Regions from separate parts of the Mus musculus genome. Here all the other regions are linked to region 3. The links are chromatin loops, found by intact Hi-C in ENCODE. Cell type or tissue: heart. All regions are shown on one strand.

Region 1 (4,000 bases), 120 kb after region 3:
CTGAGCAGGCCTTTGGGATGAGAGAGATACCCTCTGTGATGGCAAGTCTTGGTTGTCAATTTGACTGCATTTGAAATAAGCTAGAACCTAAGCTGCAGGGCATTCCAGTGAGGCATTTTTCTTAATCAGATTATTTGAATCAGGACAGCTTACTTTAAATCTGGGCCACACTTTCTGGTGGCAGCCCAGATAAAAGGATATGGAAGAGGAGAACTTTGCTTTTTTGCCCACATTCTCATTGGCAAGTTCAACTGTCAGGTTGCTGCCAAAAGTTTTAGTATTCCAAAACAGACTATAAAGACCAACATCTCTCTAGGAATCCATGAGGACTCCAGATTGGGATTTCTGAGACATCCAGTTTCACTGACTGAACAACTACCAGATTCTCAGCCTTTCAATTATTTGGCAGCCATTGGAAAGCTTCCAGAAGGAAATCTTGTAACCCAGTATAATATCTTAATATCTCTGTGTATGCACATGCCTGTGTGAGTGTGCATGTGCGTGCGTGCGTGCGTGTGTGTGTGTGTGTGTGTGTCTGTGTGTGTGTGTGTGTGCGCGCGAGCGAGCGAGAGAATTAAGACTGTAAGGTCATATTTTCTTTTAGTTGTGCAAAGAAAGATTGAAGACAGTGAATAGAAGTTATCTAATTGGGAGTAGGAGTGAGGCTATCTTTGTAGGATATTTTAATTTTAATTACATTTAATGTACTACCTATTAAATGATAAAATAAGATAGAGATTTCTAAATTTATGATTTTGATCTTTTTATTACTAACTTGGAAAAATCAATTAGTAAAACCTTTTGATAAGATCACCACAGATACAAGATAAGCTTTTACTACTGGCATGCATCTATAGGGACCAGCCTAGACAGCCACCCTGTCGTCTCTAGCAACTAGTGCAAAAATCAGGCCACATGGAGCAAACACTCCAGGAAGACACAGGAACTCTGATAGCAGTGACTGCTATGAGCTAAGATGAGTCCTACCTGACTTTCCCTCACTTTCATCCCAGTTTCCATCTTTGGATCAAGAGGAAAGAGCCCCATGTATTTCCATAGGAAATCACAAAGAATGTTCCACTGTGGGTTAGCTGTATCCATCTTATCATCTGGTTAGTGACACACATGGCATACCACTTTCCCCACTGTAAAATCTTCCCAGACCTTAGTTGGTGAGCCTCTGCCAAATGTGACACATGGAGGGGTTGGCTCTCTTGCTACACTGTGCCAGCTCTTTGTCACTTGACTTGGTACCTGAAACAAACAAACAAAAAAATTAAAATGGTAAAGGTCTATGTTGTTCTACACTTACAGGACTTTTAGTTCATGGTTGCTTGCTGTTCAGAAGTGTAGTGGTACAGTCCAGCCTCAGGAAATGGGGGAGAGAAAAAAGAGGTTCAAACTGTTAGGGCTAGCAAGGCAGTTTGGCTGTTAAGAGCACTGGCTGTTGTAGAGGCTTTAGGTATGATTCTCAGAACCTGAATGACCACTAACAACCTTTTGCAACTTCAGTGCTTCATGCATGTGGCACATGTATGTATGTGTAATTAGAACACACACACACACCAAACTGCAAAGTATCCATGCTCTGGGTGAATAGTCTTTGCCAATATAATTTTAAATATTTGCAGGTCTTCCCAATTTTTAACTTAAATGCACAAGCTAAGAATGATTACTAAAACATCCCTGTATTTATTATTATTCGCTTAATATATTTAACACGTTCTGAGATAGATTAGAAGAATGTTGAATTCTGGGAACCTAGGGATTGTATGTGTATATATGTGTGTCTTAATTCTCATATAGTAGGGCTTTAAAACACCAACTTGGTGTTTTTAATAATATATATATTCAAGTGTATCATTAAAACCTCAGGTTGGTGTTTTAAAGTCCTACCATATGAGAATTAAGACACACGTATATACATATATACATTATTTCACGTGCTAAGAGATACATTTTTTTTTAAAAAGACACTTTTCCGGCTATTAGTGTGAATTTTTATATCAATAAAAATTCTAGGAGGAGGTCAAGGATTTGAGGAAATAATACTGGCCTGTCAATCAAGAGCCTCTTTGAACTGAGGACTGAATTTGTTAATTCCAGTGAAAGCTATAATGCACAGTTGAAGTTTTTCATCTTTGCCACCAGATGGTGCAAACACATCTCTACTGGTTTTGCTAAGTTGCTTTGGTATCCTGCTCTTCAGAGGTGTGGAAAATTGAAGTTGAGTTATGCATGCTCTTAACTAAGTTAAGGTTAATCATGAGTTTAGCTTTAGTCGCAGCTAAGTATATTTACAAGTGCGACATCTGAAGGATGTATCTTTTAGGACAATGTGTGCCAGACAATTAAGCAGCCTGAAATGGAGTATTATCTATCGCCCCTCACCTTGTGTTTTTCAAATCCCAGGCTCCACAGGTTAGTTCTATCCAGATTTCCCCTTGCCTAGCATCTGCTGCCATAAGGACAAGCCATACACTTGTTGTGAGGTGTGTTCTCAGAATGGGCTGTCATTCCCACATTAAATACCTTGGCTTTGTTCATCTGTCCTATGGTGTCCTGTGAACAAAGCACTTGTAGTTTTTCTTCCTTAAAGTCTGTGTTCTTGGGACTTCAGTGCTGGCTGGAGATGCTTTGCTTCGAAGCTGTACTTCTTGGGCCAGGAAATGGTTCATAGGGTAAAGGCAGCTGACACAGACTTGATGACTTGTGTCTGATCTCTGGAGCTCCCGTAGTGGAAGGAGAGACCTGATTCCTGCCAATTGTTCTCCCATAACAATAACATGTGTGCCACTCCCAACCTGTGAACATAAAATAAAGGAATAAAATGAAATTAAAAATTAAGAAAAAAGAGAAACTATTCTTCTCTCTTGGAAGATGAGGCCACAGTCACTGGAATGCTGGGGATGCACCCCAAAGGTGGCATGGTCAGTTTCCACAGACTCAAAAAGTCTGCAGAAACCATGCACTGGAAGACTTGGAATTCGGTGAATTGGAAACAGGGAATCTATAGAGAGGTCATTAGGCACATTGTCTCTTACCTGCAATTTTGTGGGCCAGATATGCATCAGAACAGGATGTTTTGAGTTTATAGAGGAGCTGAAGGGATAGTATAGGGGTTAAGACCATATATTGTACTCAGGGGACCTGTTCATTTTCTAGTACATACTTTTGGTGGTTCACAATTGCTGTTACTCCAACAGCAGATGAAGGTTATCTAACAACTTTTTCTGGCCTCCAAGGGCACTACACACACACACACACACACACACACACACACACACACACACACAGAGTTAAACATAAATATGTTTTTTTTAAATTCATTGAGTTAATCTGGTGTATAGATAATGTATAATGTATTATGTCAAAGGATTGAGAGAAACTCCCCAATAGCCCTCATTTTTCTCTAGGGAAACAGAAATGCTTTTGTTGAAAGGGCTAAGTAGAGACCAAATGGTGTTATGTCCAAGTAGATGAGGATTTGCGTTCAGATGATTTGTGGTTGATAGGGAGTTTTGGATTGGCGTATGTAGGCAAGGTGCTGGGGCCTGTAATAGGTGTCCTAGATAGGTGTGTTAGTTCATCCAGCGCTCACAGAGCTCGCTTATTAATCATAGAATAGAAAGGGGGGTCTGTGAGAATTGGTATAGGCAAGTGGCTTTCCCAAAGTCACAGAGCTCAGCCAACATACAAACTAAGGCCTGACTCCCAGTGCGTATGTTACATTACATCGCCTCTAACACGTTCTAGAATGTGAAGTGTTATACGGGGGCAAGAACTCTGGAGAGATTTGCCAACATTTGGTATTTGCCCATCTTTCACATGGTTCTTTATTTTCTTTGGTGTCTCTGACAAAAAATATGGTGCCACAATGATCATTCCAGCTGATGGGCAGAACCAAGTTGCGGCTGGCACTACCGCTGAGAAGCCAAGTATGGCAGGGGAGGAAGCAGAGAGCAAGTGCAGCCAGCACGCCAGATGGCAGCATAGCCAG
Region 2 (4,000 bases), 170 kb before region 3:
TGAGCACCTTCCGGGCATCTTGGCTAATCTCTGTTTTCTTTTCTTTTTTTCCAGGTGTCTCTGCTGATCTAAGACTCTTCTAGACAGCGCTGCTTCTCTCAGAATCTCTCGAAAGTACTTATAGCTTATATATGTATGCTTGGAGAACGAGGGATTTAGTGAATCTGGTCAGTTTCAGGGACTTCCTGAAGTCACTGAGTTATTCCTTTTGTAAGTTTAATGGGCTTCAAAGCAGTATGTAATATGTATCTCCCTTTACAACAGTGTATTGTTTTGCCTCCCCTTAATGTCCTGAGGCCTAATAAGGGTTCGTCTGGGATGGGACATTGCTACACAACACAATATAAGTTCTTATTTGTCATCTGTAATATACACTAACATAGCTCCATAAAATTGACCATCACAGAGACACAACAGAGAAGGAAGAAACTCTTTTTGGTCTGGGAATCATGGCAACAATGTGAAGTGACGAAGGAAGCAGAACAGGTCTGGAAAGTGTAAAATGTCAGGAAAGTAATAGGCTTTTGCCTGCCTGTGTGAGCAAAGGCGATACAGATTGATTGTAACCCTGTGTTCTGGCCATATAGCTGCTCCAAAGAACTGTGCACAAGAAGGGTTGGGCAGGAATGAGTGCTCATTGCAAAGGCAACATCGCCACGCAGAACTTAGGAACTTTCTCTTATTTCATTTCAAAGATTTTAAAGGCACAAAAAGGACAGATTTAGAAATAACATTTTCACACTCTTGTTGCAGAAAAGTATATATCTTTAAGGTGACCTAAAGTTAGAAGCCACTGTGCATCAAGGCTTATAGTAAGACTGGCAGGGGTGATTTGCAGTTACATCCCCGAATAACTAGAGTCTCTATCCAGTATCTTAGACCCCCATAGACACACTACCTCACAAGCAAATTCCTGGTACTGACCGCAATGATGTCAAAGACACAAGTATGTTTTACTGTTTTTCGTTATAACATTTTAAATATAAATTATTCTGTAGATGTCCCAACCACCATAGTCTACAAATAGGCTTCTCCTTCTGCTTTGACACCCTGTTCACGGTTGTTGCAGCCTACTCAAAGATATCTTCAGTGGAAGCTTTGCCTTCCTCAGAAAACAGGGGGCTCTCTCTCCAAACCTCAAATCTCACGCTCCAGCTGTGGTCTTTGCAGCCAGGCTTTTGGATGGATGTGCTCAGCTCCCACAGGTTGTGGGACTCGGCTACTCTCCAAAGAGCAGCGCGCGCATCTCTGTGCCCCTCCTACCCATACACCATTGGAACCGGGTTAAGCTCTCTAGCACTTTCCTCACAGTGAAGCAGAGATGATAAAACGTACCAAAACCTTTTATAACAGTTTTATTTCTTAAATTCCAGAACTTGGGAGGCTGAAGCCAGAGTATGTGAGCTTCGTACTGAGATCCAGGACAGGTTGGGCTACAGAGTGAAACCCTTTCTCAAAACAAAACCCCCAAATGCAAAGGATTTCATTTCTAGAAAATGTGTATAAACGAGAGTTTTCTACTGACCTCAAAGTTCAATGTCCTTACTTGTGTCTCTTATTAGTATTTCCTGACAACTTATTTGTGACCAGTGGATAGTGCCCTAGATGATATTGTGAGGTATTGTGTCATTCTGCGGACTACAGCGCTTTTAAGTAACTTACACAAGAAAACTACGCGAATTATTTCCCCGTGCGTCCTCCCATCCCATCTCATTTTTATTACTGTTTTGGAGCCTGAACCGGTAGAGGGCGCTCAGGTCCTGCGGTTAGGGAACAATCCTGGTTGCGGCTTCTGCGGTTTCCGCCTCCGCTGTCCTCTAAAAAGTTCACGCTCACGAACTGCCTTTGATGCACAGGAGCAAACAAGATGTCAATGTTTTAATGGACTTACGATTTTTAATGGGTTACATTGCAGCTGTCGGTGGTCTCCTGCAGCTCGGGGTGGCGTGGTGGACACGGCACACCGCTCTTTTGATTTCTGTTACAGGAAAGGTGGTGGTGGAGAAAACAATTTAACTTCAAAAGGATTATAGAAATGTGAAAAAAATTAGGATCAATAGTTTTACTCAAAGCTCAATACTCAGTGCCTTCTTAGCGCAGTAGGCAGCGCGTCAGTCTCATAATCTGAAGGTCCTGAGTTCGAACCTCAGAGAGGGCAGATGTTTTAGTGGCTGATAAATTGTTTCAAACCTATAATTTTATCAAAGGATAGTTGTCGTACACCATGAGTGTAATGAGGCCGTAGCCCTTTGAGATCTTTCTCCTTTTGCTTCAGTACCTCTTTACAAGGCGTTTTTTTAAATGCCTATCACAATGCATTACACAAAGCTAAAACTGTGCCTAATATCATAAATCTGTCAGTTACCTAGTGACCCTCTAGAAAATGACACAAATCTAGAGGTTTTAAACAGTTCAGATGTGGCATCTTGTTCTGAGGTCAAACTCTGCTGGGATAAGCCTCAAGTCTCTGGGCACTTGGGGTTTGATCCATGGTCAATTGACCAGGAATTGCAGACTCAGATGTCTACCAGAAGGTGGCGTAGTTTGAGAAAATAAATCACAGAACCCTTTACAGGGCTTCTATCTGTAGCTAACCAGAGAATTAACAGATTCAGAATATCGTTAAACTTCTTTCACTCTTGGATCGAGTTGCTAGGAGTTTTATAGCTCTTTCAAATTTAAGACATTTAAGAGTAAATCCCATTAAAGAGGGTATAGTGTTACATGCCTGTAATCCCTGCATTGGGGGAACTTAGGAATGATAGCCACAAGTTACAGGCTTGTCTCAACCAGACGGATAGACCTACTATATAGTTCTGTTTATTTCACTGCCACAGTTGTGGGCTATAGGAAACCAAAGTAATAAAGTAATAGCCATAACAAGTCCAAAGAAACATCTACATTATGCCCTAGGAAATGTTGTTTCTGAAGGCATCCGAGGACCAGCTGTCAATTCAGTGACTCTATAACAAATGAAGAGACCCACCTCGATAACCCACTATTGGATGATCAATAGCTTCATTTTGGGAGGACAAACTAACAACTAGATATATTCCACTACCAACATGTGGGCACAGACATACAGGTCTTAAAAAAACAGAACACTATCTGTCTTTGATTGCAGTGGAGAATACAAAGGTTGTTATTATTGGTTGTTTGGGGTTGGGGGGGTAAGCTAGGGTTGCTCTATGTAACTCAGGCTGTCTTTCAATAAGTCTCCTGTCTCTGCCTCTCAAGTGCTGAGATTACAGGCATGAGTGAGCCAGTATGTCAGGCTTCAAATGTTATTGTGCGAGTCACTCAAAACCAACAGGGTTTATTAAGCTTAGGAGTCCAAGTGATGATGGATAACCAACAGCTTTCAATGATCTTTTGACAGAATAAGGGCGTCTGCCTTTTGACCAATACCTCCACTCTGTGTACAAAAACAAATCTTTGCTCAACAGTCAACAGGTCACAACCATTTAGTGAGCTTGTACAGAAACCAAGCTTATGATTATGAAACGCAGCACAGATACATCTCTGAAGAATTTAATGGCTGTTCTCAGGCACATAACCATCAAAAGCGTAAGAGCTCAATCCCCAGTATTCCATGAGAGGACAGACTCCTAATGAGTGGTCACCAGCCTCTAATAAACACAGCTAGCCTGGCTAGTCCCGCTCATGATTTAAATAAATAAATAAATAAATAAATAAATAAATAAAGCCTTTGTATATTTAGTTTCTCTGACTCTGAGCCCCAATCCTCCCTCAGTGACACATTTCAGCAGGGAGATGTTAGTTTTTATTTGTGCCTGTTCTATGGGGACGCCCTGGAGAAACTTGATCTGAAACAGTGGCCTCCTATCGTGCTTATTTGACACAAGCTACTTGGCATTCCTTGTCTGTGACAAGTCTCTGCAGTCTGCCTCCATCTTCACAGGGACTGTCCCTGAATCTAAATCTTCCTCTTTACATTCACAAAAGCTCAAGGCACCTGACTGTGTCCCACCTTAACACA
Region 3 (4,000 bases):
TGAGCTATTTCGGCCACGCCCAGCATGCTCTCACGCTGAGTTCTAAAGACTTTCTCACGTAGGTCCAGGCTGGGCGTGACCAAAGAACTTCACGCTTAACAGCGTTACTTAGGCAATCTAAGATGTGATGTTCAAACAGCTTCTTGTATCATAAAGAGAAAAGCAAGGAGACAATTTAAATCACTCTCTAAAACTTTCCTTCCTTAGCGCCGTTAAACCTAGTATTCGAGAGGCGGAGGCAGGCGGTTCTCTCTAAATTCAGGGCTAGCCTTATCTTCGTAGAGTTGCATCTTAGGGCTGAGACATTGTCTCAAAAATTACCTTAATGATCTTGTTAATTTTTAATAATAGCAACATGTAAACATACATTTTCTAGAATGTATTCTGGGTCAATTCCTACATATAAGCAGGGGAGCACCAACTCTATCGTACTCTTTCACGTCTTCTGAATTTGATTTGCTGGAATTTGTGGTTGGTTAACTGAATGAATCCATCATTAACACATCAGATAGTTGTTTGGCCAATTAAAGTCTTAGCTCTTGCAAGAGGACAACTGGCAGTTTCCCTGGTGGTCTAGTGGTTAGGATTCGGCGCTCTCACCGCCGCGGCCCGGGTTCGATTCCCGGTCAGGGAAGTGCAGTTTTTGTTTTTCCAAACCTCACTCAAACTTTTGGGTCGGAACATTGTACAGTAAAATTACCGGTTTCATAAGTGAGCTTCAGCTTTGTATCCAATTTACTTATGCTAGTCCAATTGCAAATTACCAGCTTATGTAATTTCATTATTTTCAAAATTTTACTAATTATTTGATCCTGTGAAGACCGAGCCTTTTATTTTCCGAATGCTCAAATGCTCTTGCTAAAGGAGTTAGGTTCTGTTGCCAGAATCCACTGGATATTTCTAACAGCTGGTTACTCCATTTCCAGGGGATCTAGCGCTTTCCTCTTTCCTCATGGTCACCAGACACCCCCGCAGCACACTGCCATACACGCAGGCAGAACAGTCATATATTAAAATATAAACAAATAAATCGTATTGAATTTATTTTTAGTGTTTATGGCTGAGTGTATACATGCACGACGTGCCCGCAGAGTTAGAGGCGGTCCTGAGCTGCCTTGTAGGGGTGAGCCGGGACCCTCTAAAATAGCAACAAGTGTTTTTCATTGTTGGGCCATTGACCCACCCCTTTCCCGTTATTTTCCTTCCTCCTCCCCATCTCTCTCCGAACTTGTAGATTTAAAAACTCATGCTATAAGGGTGACTCGGAGAGGGGGGAAATTCGCAGACCATTTTCTTGAGAAGCTGGCTAGGTTTGCACAGGGTGTTGTAAAGATAAATTGTAAAGGAGACAAGTGGGACCTCGCGGTGCTTCCCACCGGCTGGAAGTTTCCTGGTGACTGGAGCAGGAGTCCCTTAAATGTGTTGATTGGTAAAAAGCTGAAGGGCTCAAAATTTCTAGGGTCCTCTGGCACAAGAGAACTGTTTAAAATGCTTTAAATAGTTTTTTCTAAAGAGAGGGAACATTGAATTCTCAGTGCGTCGTATTTAACTAGGATTCTAAGACATTTTAAGTCAAAGAATGAGAATTAATTGCAAGCATCAGAGAACCTGACGGAGAAGGTCGCCCCATTATGACATAAATCCCTAAAGGAGAGATCCATCCTTGACTCTGAGGCTATACCGCGGAGCCCTGACCATTTAAAGGGATCAGATTGCTCCCCTCAAGTGACAGCGGTGATAATGTCTGCATATCCCTTGCAGAAGGAGAACAGAGAACGGCGAGAGCGCGGGTCTGAGCCGTTCTGGCAGTTGTGCACACGCCAAACCCTCCTTTCACACATATAGTGCATACTACAGAATATATTTCCAAAGTTCCTCCTTGCCCTTTGATGGTAGACGTGGAGTCATCGAACCGGTTTTCCGGTTTTCCACTGTGGCTACCTAGGTTAAATGTCCTCTCTCTGCCCTTCACAAATCCTCTCTGACCTGTGAGACAGGCTGTTAATTGTAGTTTGTTGTCTGGACACTCGGAGTTAGAACTTAGTTATAAACGTCCAGTAGCATACTCGTAACTGCATTCTGTAATCATTTGCCATTTCTGTTCAATTCGAGGTACCTGAGGCTATCCTGACTGGCTAGGGTTAGGAGAAAGGGGTTCCGGGCGGTAGCATTGCTTCTTCCAAAGTGACCAGGCAAAAATAAATACGTAGTCACCGCGCTAATGGATCCTTGATGCTCACTTACTCTCTGAAATTCTTTATTCGTTTTTCTACTTGAGTTCTACTTCACAGACCTTCAACAAGCAAAAAACAAACAACCAAAAAGCAAACACTAGAGAGAAAAATCAGTTCCTGGACTGATGTTCCTAAGAGACAAGGAGCTGCTGATACAGCAGTAAAGCAAATACCACCAGAAGGCGGCGCTCTTGCTCCAGGTCGGGCCCCGAAGGCTAACGTTGACGTCTAGTGACTTGCTGTTAGAAGCATACATTGTGGAGAGATCACTGTGGATAGGAACAAAACACCGAGAGAAGAGAGTTGGATAGTCAGGTAGAGAGCTCAGAGTCACTCGACATGCGAAAACACATGGATTCAGATTAATGGACAGGGCAAAAGTAGTTGGTAATTGCTTTGGTTTTCCTGGGAATCCTTTTTTTCTTAGTCGTTATCCTAATTTTCCTGGGAAACAATACCTTCTAAGTGCTGAGAAGGGTGCAGGGTGTATGATGCTACTTAGCCAGTCCACTCCTATAGAAGGCCACTTGAAGACAAAGCAGAGATACCAGTGGAAGCTGAACTTGAAGGAACTTGCTGACTTTTTTTTTTCCTGTTAGAAATGGACCTTTTCGCTTGACTGAGAGACTTAGACTCTTTTAACTGAGTCGAATCTTTCTGGTTCAGGAGTAAAAATTCACTGGACACGCTCTTGACCCCCTAAGGAACGCGGGGGTTGCGGGGGGCGGGCAGAACTTTACTAATACAGTTAGGTCATAACAGCAACTGTACTTTTACAGCATTGGAATCCTGGCATTTCAAAGTGAGCTGTCTTTGGCTTTTTCCCTGGTGGGAATTCCGCTGTATGACCTCTCGGTGAATAGATGGGACTTGAACTCTGCAGTGAGGTGGGCTGTGGAGGGATGCAGGGCTTTTATTTTGCAGATCACGGACCTACAGATCAGTGGGGTGTCTGCGTGCCTCCCTCCCCTTTCCTGGGTGACTAAGGAACAGAGGTCATTGGTGTCTCCAGCATTTGTCAAATAGGGATAGGGGGAGCGACGACACCCAGAGGTCCTTCAAGGAAATACTCCTGTGTGGTAGTGTCCAAGCCATCTAATTCGTTGGATTTAGGATTGTATCTGGGAAAAAAAAAATCCTACCTCTGCCAAGGTTTTTCCACATTGTCAGTGCGCCCTCAGCTCCTAAGATTCCACTCCCTGTTACACAACTCTAAAATGCTTTTATGGTAACATTTCCTGCCTTAATTGCTTTTCTATCGCTGAGGCAAGACACTATGAGTAAAGTATCTTATAAAAGAAAGCATTTAATTTGGGGGTCATAGTTCCAGAGGGCTAGAATCCGTGGTTCTAATGGCAGCAAGCATAGAGCTAGAGCAGTAGCTGAGAGCTAATATCTCCAGCCACAGCACAAGGGGTGGGGGGAGGAGAGGAAGGAGGGAGGAGGGAGAGGAGAGAGAGCCCATCTCCAGTGACACCCTCCTCCAAGAAGCCCCATCTCCTAACCCTTCCCAAACAGGTCCACCAACCGGGGATGAAGTATTCACTCACATATGAGCTTATGGGGGTCTTTCTCCTCTAAACTACCACTCTTCCCAATCATAAATTTGTGGGTGAAATAGTTCATTTCAGCAGTAATTGATGGGAACTATTTAGGAATCAACTTCTCATCTAGTACATAATCCATATTACTATTATAATATATGATATATTAGAATATGATTATTATTAATTTTTTTCTAGTGTCTTTACTCTGAGAACTAGAAG
Region 4 (4,000 bases), 120 kb before region 3:
TGCTAAGCATATTCGAATCCATAAGCAATAGAAAAGGTGGTCTTTAAATGTACAGAAGGAAAGTCATGCTAGAATACGTGATTATCCTGAGTTGCTATTTTTTCACTCAGTGTTGTGAGAAAATAAAAATACCATTACTATAAGATTGTTCCATTGCTCTTGTTAGACGATCGTTATTAAAAAGAAAATTCCCTTGCCAGATATGGTGGCCCGCACCTTTAATCGTAACGCTTGAAGCAAAGGCTGGAGGAACTCTGAGTAGGGCAGCCAGGGCTACACAGAGACCCTATCTCAAAAACAAACAAACAAACAAGGAACATCCATTTCTTAAAAGAAAGCATCCCTGCATTTCTACAGCAGGGGCAGAAAGCCAAGTGGGTAGGAAGCCGAATGGGTGGGGGAGGTGGGCTCCCCTCGCCCGCTGATGGAAGTTTTGGAAAAAGGAACTTGTGACCTCTTTTGCACTTGCGACCCCTTCTGCACCAGCGCTGTGCAACTAGCTTAGACTAACGATTCCTTAATCCCCACCACCACCACCACCACCACCCCCCCCCCCACACACACACACCCCGTTAAGACCCCAGGTGACGTAGACCCAAACCCACTACTGAATCTCAAAGCAAACTAGAGAATCGAAAGAAGCTGAAAAGAGGCGGAGAGACCTGCCTTTGACCCGAAAGGTAAAAAGCACAGAGATAGGAGACATCAATTCTCTCACTCATTCACTCAACAAACCGCGGCAACCCCGCTTAAGGAGCCGCTAGCGGTCCAGAATTGGGCTCTTTCCAAATTGTTATAATTGATGGTTGGACAGAAGTTCCCTGAAACCCGCTAGAGTCGCCGAGTCCCACAAGCAGCTTCCAGGCCGTCAACAGACTTTTTCTGTTCTGGGACACCAACTGAGGTGTCCTATGTCCCCTATCTCCCGCTGCTGGGCCGTTGTACGCACGGAGGGCCCAGGCATCAAACGCTCCTGGAAATTCTCTTGGTCCACGTTTGGCTTCTCGCTCTTTTTATTTTTGTAAAATTTATTCATTTGGAACGAGAAGAGGGTTTGCGGAAGTTTAGGCATATTCTTTGTTGTCCCGCCATTTTCAAGAGGGAGGACGGCACCTTACGGAGAGTATTGTCTTCATCCACAAGACAAAATGCTCCACAAAGGAAAAAAGATAGGCCCCACTGGGATTCGAACCCAGGATCTCCTGTTTACAAGACAGGCGCTTTAACCAACTAAGCCATGGAGCCAACTGCTGTACCAAGCCTGAAAACATACCTCTATTTAATTTCTAAGGGTCATTTTGTTCATTTATTTTTAAAGTAATTTAATTGTATGTTTAAGTGTTTTGGGGGTTTGAGGGTTTTTTATAACTGTATATTTAATTTAAATTTATTGTGTATTGCTCACGTGGAACGCTCTCGAAAAGACAAAGAATATCAATTGTCTGTGAAAGTGCTCAGCCTTCATTCGATTCCTATCGCACAGGGTCCCTGCTCCCACTGAACGAGTCGGGGAAAGGAGAGGGACACGGCACAGGACGGGTCTCTTGCCTGCAGAAACCCACTTTCTGACTTCTGAATCCTCGCACCAGAGTCTTTGGAACCAGGGGGACATTTACTATCATTTCCCCCTTTGATCGCGGTTGTTTGCATTTAACTAATTAACTTCTTTTCACCTTGTTTTGTTTGAGATACGATCTCAATTTTGTAGCACAGACTCGCCTTCAATTCAGGGCAATTCTTCTGTCCCGAGCGCTGGGGTTACAGGGGTGAGCCGTAACACCGTCTGTCTTCAAACGTTGGGAAAATTCGGCTGGTTACTTATTTAAATCCTGACGTATTTTTTCATTCTAAAAATCCCCTAATTACTCTTACAACCCAAGATTATGTGACCCCCTTCATCAAGTCAGCTAATGTATAGGAAGGCCATATTTTCAGAATTAGGATAACGATAAACGCACAGTAACTTTCAAGTGGTCACCAGAGGGACCCAAAGGGTTGCTTACAGCAGGACAGAATGAGGATAGTCCACAGTTTCCATCCAACACTGCGGCTTACGTTTCCATCCATCAATGCGGCTTACATTTCTTTATCCCAGCATGAGTCTAACTGGCTCAGCCGACTGTAGTGCGGTGGGAAGAGTAATCTCACCCAGGAAGAGGCAGCAAACGCTCTGGCAATGGTCTACTCCAACGAGCAGCCGGGGGTTCTATGTGCAAAACTCAGAAAAATGCATTGTTGGTATTTCTTTCCTGTGTTCTCTCCCTGTGTGTGTTGAAAACGCTAGGTGTTGTGATTTTTTTAAACTTGTACTATTGAACACTCGAGCATCCATTTTATAAAGGTAAACTGAATTCTGCAGATGATGGTGTTGTTTATCTATAATCCCAGCAGTCAGGAGGCTGAGGCCGGGAGTATGGGACCTCGCTCTGTAGCCCTGTGGAGGTTTCTTCAACGACTGCTGCAGAAACTCAAGTGGAAAAATACTTTGACAAAGCTATAAGAAAGAAAGAAAGAAAGAAAGAAAGAAAGAAAGAAAGAAAGAAAGAAAGAAAGAAAGAGAGAGAGAGAGAGAGAGAGAGAGAGAGAGAGAGAGAAAGGAAGGAAGGAAGGAAGGAAGAAAGGAAGAAAGAAAGGAAGAAAGAAAGAGAAAGAAAGGAAGAAAGAAAGGAAGAAAGAGAAAGAAAGAGAAAGAAAGGAAGAAAGGAAAGATAGAGAAAGAGAGAAAGAGAGAGAAAGAGAGAAAGAAAGACAATCAACCTAATATGACCAAGTCACTGATCTCCATGGTCCCAGGGAGTCCCACAGAATAAATAAGACGCTTTTGGAGGCAGTTGTTTCAATAAAAGTCTCTCATGAAGATTCTAAAACACTTCATTCTGCCCTAAATCACTTGCTGTTCGCTGTTTCTCTTTATCTCTTTGCCACAGAGAGTTGTGTTTGTATGTTTAGTTTTATCTCTCTTGCTTTGGAATTGTTTTGTAACAGGAAGAGTCAGGACTTGTTATCAGATCCAGAATATTCTTACCATTGATCTAGCGATCACCTGTTCTCTGCCCTCTCTCATGAGCAGGTGACAGAACTCTTCAGTCTTTCCTCCGTTACTGTAATTCTTCTATGATATCCCCTTTCCTTATCTGTTTGGCTTTCGAGATACTTCCTGTTAGCTCTGAACAAAAGATTAACTGAGTCACTTAAATTTTAAACATTGGGATCACATAACAGAATACATGTGCAAGTCCCTCAACACGGTGCATGGATAAACTCCCTGTAGACATCACCCATCCTATGAGCAGAGTACAGACTTAGTGGCTCTGCCAATGGCCATCCTTCTCCCTCTACTCTGCTAAGGTCTCTTCAAAATTCTGCAACCGCATTGTGAGTGCTTTCTCTTTAAGTTTCTATTCTATAGAATCTCTAATCTATGCCGCCATTTACAGTTCATATATAAAAGAAACAATACTTTTGTATCCTCCTACAACCTGACTTTTCAAAAAATTACACATCTTAAACTTAATCCATAGTGGTCTGTATAACTGTAGGCCATTCGTTCTTACTTATTTTTAACGTTATTACTTTATTTCTTTATTACTTTAAGACAGGGTCTTGCTATGTAACCCTGGATTGCCTCAAATTTCTAGCAGCCTTTCTGCCTCTGCCTTTTCAGCCCAGGGGCTGCTGGCTCGAGTTAGCAGGTACCTACCAGTCTGAGCTGTCTTAGGTACACTTTCTACTGATGTGATGAAACATCACAAACAATACAACTTGAGGAGGAAAGGGTTCATTTCAGCTTATATTTCCAGGTAACAGTCCATCACTGAGGGGAGTCAGGGCAGGAACTAGAGACAGGAACTTAAGCAAATGCCATTAAAATGCTGTTTGCTGACTTGTTCAGCCCGTTTTCTTATAGACCCCAGGACCACCTGCCCAAAAGTGGTACCACCCACAATGGGCTGGACCCACTCACATCAATCACCTATCAAGACCAGGTACCAAAGGGTCT

The links. Peaks named below come from ENCODE experiments on the same cell type or tissue, not always from the same donor. Only the 100,000 strongest peaks of a DNase experiment are listed, where the experiment ranks them.
Region 1: it touches region 3 in a loop (4-fold over the local background); 2 of 42 quality-filtered maps call a loop at or near these places.
Region 2: a loop joins it to region 3, with 4 times the contacts of the local background. A loop is called at or near these places in 10 of 42 quality-filtered maps.
Region 4: it touches region 3 in a loop (4-fold over the local background); 10 of 42 quality-filtered maps call a loop at or near these places.

The regions. Positions count from the first base shown.
Region 1 is chr13:21,033,369-21,037,368 of GRCm38, reverse strand. It overlaps a transcript of Aoah not described here. Among named protein-coding and RNA genes, the nearest start is that of Gm32242, 25 kb to the right of the region's middle. In heart, a CTCF peak has its summit at 2,158 (motif pointing right); no DNase peak of the experiment used is centred here.
Region 2 is chr13:21,324,875-21,328,874 of GRCm38, reverse strand. It overlaps n-TMcat13 (a tRNA gene), which reads left to right and starts at 2,086; the gene lies at 2,086-2,158. In heart, CTCF peaks have their summits at 1,754 (motif pointing right) and 2,540 (motif pointing right); a DNase peak (open chromatin) is centred at 1,774; H3K4me3 peaks cover 2,051 bases; H3K27ac peaks cover 457 bases; H3K27me3 peaks cover 61 bases.
Region 3 is chr13:21,157,419-21,161,418 of GRCm38, reverse strand. n-TEctc11 (a tRNA gene) reads left to right here and starts at 563; the gene lies at 563-634. n-TFgaa4 (a tRNA gene) reads right to left here and starts at 14; the gene lies at 1-14. In heart, a CTCF peak has its summit at 2,410 (motif pointing right); DNase peaks (open chromatin) are centred at 28, 608, 1,018 and 2,418; H3K4me3 peaks cover 3,265 bases; H3K27ac peaks cover 1,564 bases.
Region 4 is chr13:21,273,201-21,277,200 of GRCm38, reverse strand. It overlaps n-TTtgt4 (a tRNA gene), which reads right to left and starts at 1,245; the gene lies at 1,172-1,245. In heart, a CTCF peak has its summit at 1,975 (motif pointing right); a DNase peak (open chromatin) is centred at 1,160; H3K4me3 peaks cover 2,532 bases; H3K27ac peaks cover 1,027 bases.